2 separate regions of the Homo sapiens genome follow, and region 2 is linked to region 1. Evidence: chromatin contacts called from ENCODE Hi-C data. All regions are on one chromosome and are shown on one strand. Each heading gives the region's core, a stretch centred on a gene start or an enhancer-like site at or near the end of the contact. The rest is flanking DNA. Distances are from core to core; before and after follow the strand shown.

Evidence for each region. A loop is a pair of places that touch in the nucleus more often than their neighbours do. Pooled maps may share reads with other maps.
Region 2: a map of PC-3 shows a loop between it and region 1 (15-fold over the local background). The contact joins two enhancer-like sites. A Hi-C loop is called at or near these places in 4 of 168 maps with a recorded cell type or tissue (MCF 10A, PC-3, PC-9 and 1 more) and 2 of 50 pooled maps.

Annotation. Positions count from the first base shown.
Region 1 is chr3:8,440,920-8,448,538 of GRCh38, reverse strand. All of the region lies in intron 3 of LMCD1-AS1 (LMCD1 antisense RNA 1), which reads left to right. Among named protein-coding and RNA genes, the nearest start is that of LMCD1-AS1, 57 kb to the left of the region's middle. RefSeq lists an enhancer at 7,235-7,619. Within about 2 kb of position 4,063, at least 31 of the 41 ENCODE cell types and tissues checked have a DNase peak (open chromatin) inside an H3K27ac peak, as active enhancers do; they include PC-3 and PC-9, where a contact is called at or near this core.
Region 2 is chr3:8,737,466-8,745,084 of GRCh38, reverse strand. All of the region lies in intron 1 of CAV3 (caveolin 3), which reads right to left. It also overlaps a transcript of OXTR not described here. Among named protein-coding and RNA genes, the nearest start is that of CAV3, 7.5 kb to the right of the region's middle. Within about 2 kb of position 3,389, at least 5 of the 41 ENCODE cell types and tissues checked have a DNase peak (open chromatin) inside an H3K27ac peak, as active enhancers do; they include PC-3 and PC-9, where a contact is called at or near this core.

The DNA of each region.
Region 1 (7,619 bases), core at 2,814-5,313:
ATCCCTCCCCCATCTCCCCCCACCCCACAACAGTCCCCAGGGTGTGATGTTCCCCTTCCTGTGTCCATGTGTTCTCATTGTTCAATTCCCACCTATGAGTGAGAAAATGCGGTGTTTGGTTTTTTGTTCTTGCGATAGTTTACTGAGAATGATGATTTCCAATTTCATCCACATCCCTACAAAGGACATGAACTCATCATACACTTAATCGTAAAACAAACACTGTAAGCCTATCACCTTTCACTCCTTTGGATTTGACATTCGGTGTTACTTCCTTGCCCTTGTCATTGTTTGCATTTGAGACACTTGCTTTGTGGTTATTAACCCATTTCACTAGTAGGTAATAAATGTATACCTCTAATTTAGAAATAGGTTCTGAATTAAAGGAAATGTCCAATATCGAAGAAATTCCAGATCCACCCTGAGTACCTATTTTGCTTTCTCTTTGTAAGCTCTGACATTAGATTTTTAATGGAATACTGTCTAGTGCTGAAAGTCTAACTTTGAATGCATTAACCTCTGCAGATGCATTACACCTTGACTTCTAAAAAGAGGCAACTTTCTAAGAGTGTATTTCAAGTGCCTTTAATATCCGAGACATAAAATGGCATCATATGTGTGTATGTGTTTGCATGTGCTTACTGTGTGTTGGGGAAGTGGACTGAATGTTCTCTAAGCCCTTCCAGTGCTGGGGAGTTCCCATGAGACCCTGAAACAGCCTCTGTAGCTCTCTGGGCCTCAGTTTTTTTTTTCTGAGAGACTTTGACAGCACGGATTCCAAGTCTTTGCCAGTTATGAACTTTTGTAGAACTGTCATTGCCTTGGAATTTAATTAATCTTCAAAAAGGTATGGTCTATCAGGACAGTGAAAAGACAACGGGATAAAATATTTACAAATATTTTACCTATCTAAAATATTTTATTTTAAATAGATGATTTAAAGTAAAATATTTTATTTTAAATAGATGATTTAAAGTTAAAATAGTTTATTTTAAATAGATTATTTAAAGTTAAAATATTTTATTTTAAATAGATTATTTGAAGTTAAAATATTTTATTTTAAATAGATTATTTGAAGTTAAAATATTTTCTTTTAAATAGATTATTTAAAAATATTTTCTTTTAAATAGATTATTTAAAAATATTTTCTTTTAAATAGATTATTTAAAAATATTTTCTTTTAAATAGATTATTTAAAAATATTTTCTTTTAAATAGATTATTTAAAAATATTTTATTTTAAATAGATTATTTAAAAATATTTTATTTTAAATAGATTATTTAAAATTATGTAAATATTTATAAAATATGTATAAATCACATATCTGATAAGGGGTTAGTATCAGGGATATATAACTAACTTACAACTCAACAACAAAAAAGACAAATTACCCAATTAAAAAATGGTCAAAGTTCCTGAATAGATATTTCTCCGTAGCAGATCCACAAATGGCCGGTAAGGGTGTGAACAGATTCCCAATGTTATTAGTCACTGAGGAAATAAAAATCAAAACTGCAATGAGATGATACTTCACACTCACTGGGATGGTCATAATAAAAAAAGGAAAATCACAAGTGATGGTGAGTATGTGGAGAAATTGGAACCCTAATACATTGCTGACTAAAATGTAAAATGGTATAGCCTGCTGTGGAAAACAATTTGACAATTCCTCAATAAGTTAAACACAAACTTATTATGTGACCTAGTGATTTCACTCCTAAGCGTATACCCCCAAGAATTGATAACAGATGTTCAAACAAAAACTTGCACACTATTGTTTATGGCAGCACTATTAACAGTAGTCAAGAGGTGGAAATAACCTACATCTATCAGCTGATGAATGGATAAACAAAAGGTGATCTAGAATAAATCACTGGTTCATTCTACAACATGGATGAACCTTGAAAACATTTTGCTAAGTGAAAGAAGCCATATGCCAAAGGCCATATATTGTATGATTTCATTTATGTGGAATATCCAGAAAAGACAAATTAATAGAGAGAAAAATCAGATTAGTGGTCGCCAGAGACTGAGGGGAAGCAGGAATGGGGAGTGGCTACTGAATGAGTATGGAGTCTCCTTTTGGGGAGATAAACAATTCTGGGACTAGACAGTAGTGATGGTGGCTCCGCATTGTGTATGTATTAAATGCCCACTGAATTGTCTACTTTAAAATGGTTAAAATGGTAAATTTTATGTTATGTGTATTTTACCACATGCATACACAAACCTTTCCCAGGTTACAATAAGGCATGGCCATTTTTGTTTCAATAGGATTTGTATAGATTCTTTAGATATGGGTGTATTTTTAAAACTATATAGACTATTATGAGTTTAACACCACAACTGCCCATAGTGTGATCTGTGGATCAGCAGCATTTCCATCAGCTGGGAGCTTGTTAGAAATATAAGTTCTTGGATCCCTCCCCAAACCTAGTGAGTCAGATTTTCTGGAGGTGGGCTCAGCGATCTCTGCTTTAACAAGCTCTCCAGGCACTTCCTATGCACACCAATGCCAAGTTTGAGGAGTATTTCTTTACGATTCACTAGGCCATTGGTTCTCAGCTTTTAGTGTGAGTAAGAATCAACTGGAGAGTTTGTTACACAGGCAGGTTCTTGAGTCCAGAGACTATGATTCCTTACATGTGGATGATGTTCAGAAACCTGCATTTCAACAGGCATCAAATGCAGGTGGTCCAAGGACCAATTTCTAAAATGCAGAAATAATGAAGAAAATTGATTTTTCAAACTTTATTGTGCATGAGTGTAAACTGGAAAGTTTGCTAAAATTGCAAGTTTCTGGGACCTGCCTCCAGATGTTCTGATTCAATAGGTCTAAGATGAAGACTGAAAACTCACCTTTTTAACCAATCACCTCAGTTAATTCTGAGGTCAAGAGACCACGTTTTAAAAACCACTGCCCCAGACATGAAGCTCCCTGAGGACAGAGGACAGCTTTCAAGTGATCTTGCTAGGCTAGAGCTATGGCTTCAATCTAATAAAATGGAATTCACTGGAATGGTTTGCATGTTCAGGACTTGAGCCCAGATCATCAATTACATCAGTAAAAAATCCAGGAGATGTGACTTACCTGCCATTCACGTAAAAGATACAAAGCAAAAAGAATCCCTCTGTGGTTGTATTCAGTGTTATATACTGAGGAAGCTAAGACAGACTTAGGCTTACTTAATAGAAGTGTTGTATCTAAATAGTTGGCATTCAAACTGTACACAGAATATCTTTAATTCTAGATGTTACACACTGGAGCGGAAAGTGAAACTAACATTTATTGAGGCGACTACACATTTATCTTATTTATTAAACTATTTTATTCCATTGAATGCTCATCCTATTACATAATCTTTAAAAGATTATACCCATTTTAAAGGTAAGCAAAATTGAGGCTGCCATGAAGGAGAAGTAGCTTGCCCACTGATTTTCTACTTTTCTCCAGAGTACCTTGACATCTCTTTTGCCACCAGCACTGATAGCCTCTGTGCTGGGAGATGCTCAGTACAGTCAAAGGGGATTGGTTCCAGGGCCATTGCGGATACCAAAAACTGCTCCTGCTCAAGTCCTTTATGTAAAATAGCATATTTGCCTGTAACCTATGTACTTTAGATTACTTATAATACCTAATACAATGTAAATGCTACGTAGTTAGTTTATATTTTATTTATTTAATGTACTTTACAATTCGTATTATTTGTACATTTTTTGGAGAATATTTTTCATTTGGTTGAATCCGCAGATGTGGAACTCGCACATATAGAGTGCTATAATCCCACTCTAGCAAAGTGTCCCAATGCCCCACTGTAAGCCCTGTCATATTGGGAGGTCATCCTTTGTAACATGGGAACGAAGCTGCACAGCTTCTGAGTTCAACATTTCCTCGTGGAACGATTCCAGCCCAGCGCTGGGATGACATACTGTTTGCTTTGCGTCTCTGGTATGTGCCTGGTGAAATATTTACCAACTGGTCCGCTCTGTCCACAGAGCGGCCGTGAGACTGTCTGTGTTTGCTCCAGTCAGCTTCCTGGCTCAGCCTGTTTCCTTGGCAACGGCCTTTCCTGTCAGCAGCCTTGAAGGAAGGTATAAAAGAGCACACTGTTAGGAATTGCTGTCTGGGGCCCAGCGGGGTTAGGTTTGCCTCCTGGATCCTTAACAAGGAAAGAGGAGTAAGTTCTTCTCTTAAGCATTGCCACTTGCTTTTCCTGTGTCCTGAAAACTATCTTTTCAGCTTTGTGTGTTACATCAGCCAGGAAGGTTACACTATGTGATCTGGTGGGAGTTGGGGACGTGGGGGGGATGGAGGAGGAGGCATTTCCCCACAAAGGACTGTAATTGAATCCTGTGATGGTTTTGTAGTGTAATAATCTGATTTTGATTTGTCAATTATTTTCTCTTCTCTTAAATAGCTCTCCCACATTTTCCTTCTCTGCTTTATTCAGACCTAAACATTCCTGACTTAGGAAGCTTAATGTCCCCCAGAGTGCCTTCCCCGACCACTGCTTTACCCCACCAACCTGAAGCCACTGAAGGTGTTCCTAAACCTTCAGCGGACTGAATTGCTCCTTTGCTCTGGAATTTCTGGTGACTCCCTGTTGCTACCAGATGAGCCCCAAGACCCCTATGATGGAATCCGATGTTCTCATGCTTGAATGAGCCCAGCACTGCCCAGTGGAGGTGATTGTAAGCCATATATGTCATCTTAAATTTTCTAGCAGCCACACTAACAAAGTCAAAACAAATGAGTGAAGTTAATTTTAATAATATATTTTATTTAGCTCAGTATAACCCAAATATTATCATTTCAACAGCCAAACAATGTAAAAATATTAATGAGGTATTTTACTTTATTTGCTCCCACTGAGTCTTCAAAATCGGTGTGTATTTTACACCCACAGCACATCTCAGTTCAGACCAGCACATCGCAAGTGCTCAGGGGCCTGTGGCTCTGTATCTAGCCCCTGCCTACCCTTCCTGCCTCTTCCTGCTCCACCTTCCCAAACCCTACAAGTTTCCCAGTCCCTCACATGCATGAAAACTTTTGCCATCCTGTGACCTTCTCCTGCCCTTTTGCTCCATGCTGTGCTCTTGCACTTCTCATTCCTGTTGCCTGGCTGCCCTTCTGTACTTGAACTTCTATTCATCTTTTAAACCCATGTTTAACGTCTTCTTTTTCCTTCCCTGTTTTATCTGTCCAGTAGCACCTTGTGTGTATCTCAGATATAACACTAAGTGTGTTGTATTCTGATTATTCGCTTAGAGGTCTCCTCTACCACAGGGAGCAGTTGTAAAGGCAAGGGCATGTTTTGGTCACGTTTGTGGCTCCTGGTAAATATTTGAATGAATGCATGAATGAGGGAATGAGGACATGGAAAACTGCTTTGGTGCTGATGTTAGGATGTTCCAGTTTCTCTTCTGCTGTATGAGGAGCAATGCTTCATTCCAAACTACTGTTGTCCCTGTACTTTTGGTGTTTCACTGGGAGAGTTTGAGCTTAGCTGAGCTTTCTACATCTCTTCATGTGCTGTTTTTCTTTTTTCTACCTACATTCTCACTCACTTTCTGTATCAGACAACATATACACTCAGATCTTTATCCAATGCCCAATGACATTGAGAAGCTAAATAGGTTGATTTAAAACCACACAAAACACTCCCCCTCGGACTCCCCCAAATGAAGTGCAACCTATACAATAAACGTCAAAAGTGAAAAAACAAACCCAAACCAAAACCTTCTGCTGTTTCTGGCAATCCAGGTTACTGTTCTCCACTACTGGCTATTATAATTTGCTGCTGTAAAATCAAGGAGTAATTATATTAGAATAATGGAGTTTAATGAACTAAAGAAATGCCCTGGTCTGCCTTGGAACCTGTGGCTGTGGTGTTTCTGTAATGGTGGTAGCGGGTCATGTCCCTGGGATAGATGTCATGGTATAGATGAAAGAGCCCAGGTGGAAAGTCAGAGAGTCCTGGCTGCAATCCTAGTTCAGCCCCTTCCTAGCTGTGTGGACTTGAGGAGGTAACAACCTCTTGGGCCCTCAGTGCTCCCACCTGTGAAATGGGGATAGTGGTGGTCCTGCCCTGCCGGGCATGTTCTGAGAATTAACTAAGATGCTGTGTGTTTGAGATGCAGGCGCCAGGACACCAGAGATGTGGCGTCTCCTTTGGTGACAGTTATAAAAGTCAGTCCTGCTTTACCTAGAGTGATCTGCATGCCACATTCCTTAGCTTTAAGACTTTTCCAGGGCTGAGTCCAGGAATTCTTTGGGATCAAGATTCCTTGGCTTCATTTCTCCGTTTCTAACGGGTTTTGTGTTTGGTGACATCTAGTGGTTGAATGAGGTTGTTGTCAAAGCTGAGTGCAAGGCCTCAAGTTTTCCCTCCCTTCTTCTCCACCTTCCCCAACCCCGGGGTCGCATTCCTGAAAAGCTGCCTCCTTTATCTGTCTTTCTTCAGTTTGCCTCCATGTGTCTGTGGCTCCATCTCTCTCTTGAGTCAGGCAGCATCCCAGCTCCAACACTCCTCAGCAGTGCAACCTGAGTGGCCGCATCCCCCATTTCCTCCCCTTTGGATGAGCACCACTTGGTGACTAGAGTAAGAAAGTGAGGCTGATGGCTCCCACTGTATCTCCCGTCTCATCAAAGTGTTCCTTTGCCTATGTTGACTAAAGAAAAAAGAATTGAGCCTCTTAATTTTTTTTTTTCTTGAGATGGAGTCTTGCTCCGTTGCCCAGGCTGGAGTGTAGTGGTGCCATCTCGACGCACCGCAGCCTCCACCTCCCGGGTTCAAGTGATTCTCCTGCCCAGCCTCCTGAGTAGCTGGGTCTACAGGCGTGCACCACCATGCCCAGCTAATTTTTGTATCTTTTTTTTTTTTGTTGGAGAAACGAGGTTTTGCCATATTGGCCAGACTGGTCTCAAACTCCTGACCTCAAGTGATCTGCCCGCCTCGGCCTCCCAAAGTGCTGGGATTACAGGCATGAGACACCTTGCCTGGCCACCTTAATGAATTAAAGTTAGTTCTATTCAGAAATCTTGCTGAGGGCTATAGACAGAGGCCTATAGGCTGGGAACAGCGCTGTCAGAGTTGCTTCTGCAATGCAGTATTCCCATTCACAGTTTATATACAGGTGGTGAAGATTCAGGGCGTTCAAAATCACATCAAAGTTTGGGTGTGAGAGTGCATCTGATGACAGATTGCAGAGGCATAATCACAACACCCCGCCCCCAAGCCAGACGTTATCTTACCTATAGGGCAAGGCAAGGATTACCATCATTCATCTTTTTTTTTTTTTAAATTAATTTATTTTTTATTGATCATTCTTGGGTGTTTCTCACAGAGGGGGATTTGGCAGGGTCACAGGACAATAGTGGAGGGAAGGTCAGCAGATAAACAAGTGAACAAAGGTCTCTGGTTTTCCTAGGCAGAGGACCCTGCGGCCTTCCGCAGTGTTTGTGTCCCTGGGTACTTGAGATTAGGGAGTGGTGATGACTCTCAACGAGCATGCTGCCTTCAAGCATCTGTTTAACAAAGCACATCTTGCACCGCCCTTAATCCATTTAACCCTGAGTGGACACAGCACATGTTTCAGAGAGCACAGGGTTGGGGGTA
Region 2 (7,619 bases), core at 2,140-4,639, 300 kb before region 1:
TGTGATCCGATCACCTCCCACCCGGCCCCACCTCCAATATTGGAGATTATGTTTCACCATGAGGTTTAGAGGGGACACAGATCCAGACCATATCATCGCCCCAGGGATTCCGACTCCCCAAGTCTGGAGTGGGGCCTAAGGCTCTGTATTTCTAACAAGCTCCCTGTTGAGCCCAAGCTGCTGCTGTTCCTAGGCACCGCTGACCAACACAACACGCTCGTTCAACCCCCTCAAGGTGAGCGACTTGCTTAAAGCCAACAGTGACTTAGTGGCAGTGCTATAGTCGCAGCTCTCAAATTCTATTGTTTTATGATCTGAAGGGTGTTGGACGGTCGTATGCATCCTACAGCAATTTACTGAGCACCTGTGGATTGGATGGTGAACAGGCAGAGGTTCCTCACATCGCTTACCTAAGCTCTCTCGAGCCCTGCTATGCATGAAGCACCTTCCTAGCTGCCTACACATGGGTGATGTCACTTAGCATCACTAAGCCTCAGCTGTCTTGTCTGTAAGATGGAGTCAATGAACGTCTTCCAGTGGTATCATGAGGATGAAAGGATGGGAGGCTGTAAAATCCACTGGTCCACAGTGAAACCCTGTCTCTACTAAAAATACAAAAAAAAAAAAAAAAAAAAAAAATTAGCCGGGTATGGCAGCGGGTGTCTGTAGTCCCAGCTACTTGGGAGGCTGAGGAAGGAGAACGGCATAAACCCGGGAGGCGGGGCTTGCAGTGAGCCGAGATTGTGCCACTGCACTCCAGCCTGGGTGACAGAGCGAGACTCCATCTCAAAAAAAAAAAAAAAAAAAAATTCCACTGGTCAATTAAACAGCAGTGAACCAAATTAGCTGCTTCATGACTGGTCTCCCCATGGTTGTTACCAGTACAGCCCGCCAAGTGGGAGGTTGCAGAGCTGTTTGCTAATGCCTGAAACTGTTCTGAGATGTTTTCTTTCTAGCAGTGCTCCTGGGCCATTCAAATTAAAAGGGGGTGGATGCAGGTACAGACTAATCAGATCAACAGGAGGGGCCTGTGTGGTGGCCTGCAGGGCTGAGGCTCCAACTTCAATCTTCCTGGTTAGTTAGTCCCTTTCCCGCCTTGGTTATGGGGAGGGGATCCTCTCCTCTATTGCATCACCAATATTAAAATTACTTTCATTATAAAAAAAATGGCCATATCACAGAGAATTAACAGAATAGAAAAAAGAAAAGAGTCTTGGGTTTGTACTTCTCTATTACTAAAGATATGATTGTTTTGGTGCATTTCTTTCCAGTACAATATTTTCTGGGGAAAGAAGTGACTAGAACCATGTTGCTCAGACAGTGTTGGGCCCTCTTTTCTCATGTGACTTTAGCTTCTGAGCTCCTGCACCCCACCTCAGGTCCCTGATCCCCCTGTGCTCTGAGGCTGGGGATCCCTGAGGATGAGGCCTCACTCGGGGTGGTGTGTCAGCAGGCAGCACAGTTTACAGGGTGAGACTCTGGGCTGCAGGAGAAATGGAAAAGCTGACCTCCCAGGACCTTCCTTGTATAATCTTGGCCCCCAGCTTTCTCTGCTGCAGGTTTCATCAGAGATGACTTAATCTCTTATGCAACCCTGTGGATGGGAGGAGAGGAAGAAAATGGGCCTCATCTTCTCAGGAAGGATGTTACTTCTTCTTGGAGGGCTTCCAGGAGGTGGTGGCTGGCTGGGAATTTAGGGGACTTCGGGATTGGAACAGGGATGGAAAAGTCATATTCACTCCCCATGTTTATGGAGGTTCTAGTCAAACCCCCAGGGCCTGGATCCTGCTGACTGAGATCATTTTTCTTTCATGTATTCATCCATACATCCACAACCCACTGAGATGGTTAGGATGTTTGTCCCGTCCAAATCTCATGTTGAAATGTGATCCCCAGTGTTGAAGATGGGGCCTGGTGGGAGGTGTTTGGGTCATGGGGGCGGACCCTTCACCATGGCTTGGTGCCCTCCCTGTGGTCATGAGTGAGTTCTTGCTCGTTAGTTCACATGAGACCTGGTTGTTTAAAAGAACCCGGCAGCTCTCTTGCTCCCTCTCTCGCCATGTGATATGCCAGCTCCCCCTTTGCCTTCTGCTATGATTGGAAGCTTCCTTAGGCCTCACCAGCTGCAGATGCCTGCACCATGCTTCTTATACAGCCTGTAGAACCATGAACCAAAATAAATCTCTTTTCTTTATAAATTACCCAGTCTCAGGTATTCCTTTATAGCAATGAAAAACAGACTGACACTCACCATCTATCCACTCATTCATCTATCCATCTATCCACCTATCTGCCTGCTCATCTATCATCCATCTATCCATCCATCCTTTCATCCATCCATCCATCCACCCACCCACACATCCAAATAAATACTGATTGATTACCCACTTTGCCCAGGCACACTACCTCTTGAGCAGTGCTTAGCACAATGCCTGGCTATTGTGATGGTAATATTGCTCAGTGATGGTAATTATTCCTTCAGGTGCTCTGAAGATTCCTCGAAAATACATCTGAGAAATTCTTTTGACATCCCGGATTATTCTCCAGCCTACTTAGTTATAAATGAGTCTGCGTGTGTCTCAGTCTGTGCTGATAAGACGGATGGAGTCCTCCTTTCCTTACAGTAGTAAGTACAGTACTTACAGTAATAATCCTACCGCCAATGGCTTCTGTATGTGTCTTTTAATTATCTTTCTTCTTCTTCTTCTTCTTTTTTTTTTTTTTGGTGTTTGCAGAAGCCATTGGTGCTAACATTTGAATTATTTCCAGGGATTGCCTTTGGGTGCTGTGTGTGGGGCAAGTGCTCTATTTTCTGTGAATCTCAGAAAACATGCTCTCAGAGGGCTGGGCTGGGCTTGGAGGAGGCAGCTGTTCCCCTAGCTCAGATTTGAGCATTGAGAGAGCTTTGGCCACAGCATGCTAGTTTGGGGAGATATTTATAAGGCCCGGCTCAGGCAGCTCTAGGCAGCTGTACCATGCAGCACAAGCATACGGTGACTTCATTTCTTAATTCCTTTCCAGAAGAGAGGAGATGGCTTTTTCTTGGAGGGTGGTGGGCTGAAAGCCTGCATCTGCGTGCTGAGGCTCAGGACACTGTGTGCAGTTGGAGAGAGGGGCTGGAGGGTGAGGAAGGGGGAACGATGGTGCACATTCTGTCGGTGTCCCCTTCTGTGGCATATTTATTTTTGGAACAGCAAGAGACCCAGTTGATTAATTGAAACCAGCCAGCGCAGTCCCCGCAGTCTCTGAGAGGGCGGGGAAGGTGTAGGATAGCAGGGCGGGGGATTGCTTGAGGATGCGGGGGAGGACAACAGTCACCCGGGGTCGAAAATACCTCCCCCAGAGTCCTGCATGACTCAGTCCGTAGGCATCCAGGACCTTGGACAATTCAAATAGGATATCTGTGGGTGGGGAAATAGCTCTTAGCAGGGTGGGGAGGTATATGGTCCCAGTATCCACTGGCCATTGAGTTACTGTATGATTTGGGGCATGGTACTTTCCCTCTCTGAGATCCTAGGTTTTTTGTTTGTTTGTTTTCTTTTTTCAACTCTACACAGAGACGATTGGGCCAAGATCTGTAATGACACGGAGTTAGCTTCAGAGTCAGAAAACCCAAGTGAGAGGCTTAGCTTTTGCCAGATCCCAGCTTCCTCCCCTATTACCTTGCTACTTAAAAGGCAGTTCACAATCAGTGTGTCCTGTCTCCCAACAAGGTAATTATAGAAGTTGAGAGTGCTTAGAAATATTCATAGAAATTTGATGCAGTAATTTTATGTTTATTGAATCTAACAATAAACATTGGTGCTTGTAACTGTACGGCTGTTTTCATTTCATTTTTCCAGTGATTAATTTTTGTTGCGTTTTGCAAAAGTATAGCTGTGCAGTGGATTAGAATAATAATATTAAAACTGGTCCTTCACTCAGTTTTAGAGGCACTGGCCTACAAAGTAGGAAGTAAAATGAGGTGATAGCTGCAAAAACTGTAAAAATGACAAAGCTCTGCATCTTTTGTTATAAAAGGTAGCAACAAAAGAATACAACTGTGTACAATCTGGGATAACCATGGTAACACCCACGATGTATATGGCCCTTTATGCATGTCAGTTTGGGGCCATGTATCTTACATGTGTTATTTCACATGGCACGTAAGGGACTGGCAGAGTGACGCTCAGGTCAGCCTGACAGCAGGGTGATTGAAGGGGCCAGATACCCCAGCAGGGCCTGAGGCCAGAACACAGCATAGGCTGGCTCTGATGGGTGGAGGAGGTGGCCAGGCATCATCTGGAGCTTGGAGTTGAGAACATCTGTGACTCCTCCTTCAGGAGGGTGCTCTAGGAGTTGAGAGCATCCTAGGTAGGACCATATATCTACCCCCATCCTAGTTCCCTCCAGCCTCTCTTTTCAGCTCCAGGTCTACCTTAAGGGACCTAGGACACCTGGGCTGGGGCATAACAGGACTTGGTTTTATGTAAAGGAGCTGGGAAGAGACTGAGATAACAGAGGGCTGCAAGGAGAGAGACAGAGAGAGAAGAACCTGCCAGAAGAAGCTCCTCAGCAATCCACTAAGCCCTGATCTTTGCCTCACTGCCTGTCCCTTCCCATCCGCTCTTCTGCTCTCTCAATCTCTGCCTTCAAGAAATTTGGTGCATATTGGAATAGGGAGGAATAGAAGTACCCTGGGTGGAGCTCTGGGCTTGGCTGTGCACGAGCTTTCAGTGGGTGGTTTGCTGGTCTCCAAAGATGACCCTCCATTAGTCATGCTTCTCGGTGTTTGTCCTCAGGTAGTCTCATCCCATCTTGAGTCTGGGCTTGCCCTGTGACTCACTTTAACCACAAGAATGTGGCAGAAAGGATGTTGTGCCAGTTCTAGAACTAAGCCTTCAGAAAGCCTAGCACCTTCTGCTTTTAGGAGCACTGAGCCCCCATGTTAGAAGTCCACTTTTATACTCTGCTCTGGAGACTAGCAGAATTAGAAATGCACTGCTGAATGCTGCTCGAGAGACTAATGGAGAGGCCATGTGAATAAGGAGGCCTGAAACTACATGGAGATAGAGGGCCAGCCACCCCAGCACCACAGCTCAGCTGTGCCTCCCAGCCATCTCTGCCAGTCCTCCAGGGCTATGAGTGAACCATCTTGGATGTTCTAGCTCGGTGGAGCCCCCAGGTGATTGCAGCCTCAGCCACCATCTGACTGTAGCTGCATGAGAGGCCCCCAGTGGGACCAGCAGGACTGCCAAGCTGAGCCCTGCCCACCCACAGAACTGTGAGAAATAAAAAAATGGTTGTTTCCTTAAGCCATTAAGTTTTGGAATGATTTGTTACTCACAATTGATAACTGATACAGTCTGTCTTTAGGGAAAACAAGGGATAACTCTGGGCTCCAGGTGTCTTCTATAGGATGAATGGGACTTGGTTGCTGACAAGCTGACAAGTTTGAGCGTGAAACTCTTTTTTTTTTTTTTTGGAGAAGGAATTTTGCTCTTGTTATCCAGGCTGGAATACAGTGGTGCGATCTCGGCTCATGGCAACCTCTGCCTCCTGGGTTCAAGCAATTCTCCTGCCTCAGCCTCCTGAGTAGCTGGGATTACAGGCACCCACCACTACACCTGGCTCTTTTTTTTTTTTGTATTTTTAGTAGAGACAGGTTTTCATCATGTTGGCCTGGTCAGGTTTTGAACTCCTGACCTCAGGTGATCCACCTGCCTTGGCCTCCTAAAATGCTGGGATTACAGGTGTGAGCCACCGTGCCTGGCCTGAGCATGAAACTTTTATGCTCAAACATTAAAGTGTAAACATTCACCAGCTCAGCTGAATAAGAACTTCTGGGGGCAAGGCCAAGGAATCTGCAGTTTAGTAAGTGCCCCCACCACTGGACCCTGGGAAAGTGGACTGCATTTTGAAAAACTCTAGATCAGTTGATACCCAGGAGTCCTCATAACACTAAGTTGTAATACCTCAGTGTGAATTAGTCTGATGCAGCTCTTCTTAGAGGTCATTGACAGAGGGCAAGACATTTCCAAAAGGAAGGAATTGCCAATATGGAATGACAGGTGGATTGGATGACCCTCTATTATTTAGTTTCAACCTGCCCTTCCTGCCTTCTCTCCCACAAATTCCCTTTCAGATCCTCTGTCCTAATCCTCTTCGATAGTTCATTATTCTTCTGCAGACAGAGCAGCGAAGTGTTATCTGTTGTACCCACTATGACTAGCTGATGGTGCATGGCTTCCATGGAGCAGTGCTGTGATCCATTAGTCATGGAGCAGTGCTGTGATCCATTGTCATGTCTGCCATGAACACTGGAAGGGGCAGTGGTAATGACAGCCTCTTACGTTTGCCAACTCTGCCCAACATTCTTCCCAGTGTTGGGAAAGCCTTTGCTTATTCCATTTCTTCTTGGAAAGCTTTGTTCCTCCATTTCACATTTTTAATTTTTCTCATTTTTATGATGCACCATGGATACCACCTGTCCATATAGCTGGCTTCTGATTTTTCCAGATGAAAGTAATTCTTCCTCTCCTAACCTCCCATGACACCTAACCTGGCACTCATTTACGGTGTTCAGCTCCTTCTCCTGTATGTTCTCATTGTTCTCCTCTCATCTTCTCCCCAGGAATGGATTCCCCGCCAAGGGAGGTACCAGGTCAGTTTCTTCTTTGTGCAACAGGGTGTCCCTGATGAGCACAAACCTGGAACAAGTGTTTGTAGGGCTGGTGGGCATCTGGTTCCTCTGGGTGTTGTGTAGCCTGAGCCGGGGGGCAAATGGGTGTTTGTTTTTCTGAAGAAGGCAGGCGTTCTGTGGCAGATGTGGGTGGAGGGGGTTGGGGAGTAGTATCATGGAGAGGCTGGGATCCTATCTATCTCCTTCCCCTGCTTGAAGGGCAACTTGGGAGAAGCTCAAGAGGGAGGAGTTGACTGCAGAAGCTGGGATACCTGCATAACTCTCAGGTTCAAGCATCACTGCTTTAGGGCCCTGGGGGCCTATGTGTGAGTCAAGAAAGGGAGATAGAGAGAGAAGAGAGAGAGAGGAGAGAGAGAGAGAGAGAAGACAGAGGAGAGAGAGAGAGAGAAGAAAGAGGAGAGAGAGAGAAGAGAGAGCAGAGAGAGAGAGCATGCTGTCAGTGAGGTGGCCCTAAGCCCTCTTGGAAATAACTTGGAGGCACTGTGGGGTGGCTCTGAGGTGCTGAGGTATACCTGTAGTGGGGCTAGGACCTTTCCAACCTGGGTCTGAAGGTTGAGGCAACCTTGGGTGTACCTGCTGGTGAGCTGAGAGCCCTGGGGACCTTTGGCAGACATTCCCACCCCTGCAGCCTGGAGGGTTTGCATGCAGTGAGGCTGTCCTGCTCATCACTACGTCCTCTGGGACAGCACATTGCCTGTGCTGAACAGGCATTCAGTTGCGATTTGTGGAATCAGTGTTGGTGAGGAGGGCAAGTGGCAACAGAAATGGGGGTGTGCTCCCCCCAGTTCCTCAGCTACAATCTCCATGACCTTCTACACTGCCCTGGGCCCAGTCCCGAGCCTTGGAGACCACAGCTGAAGTCTGTTGGAGTATACAGGGCTCTTCCTCTGTTCTTGGCTGCCTGGGTTTAAAGGCAGGGCCAAAAAGGGGTGCCTCC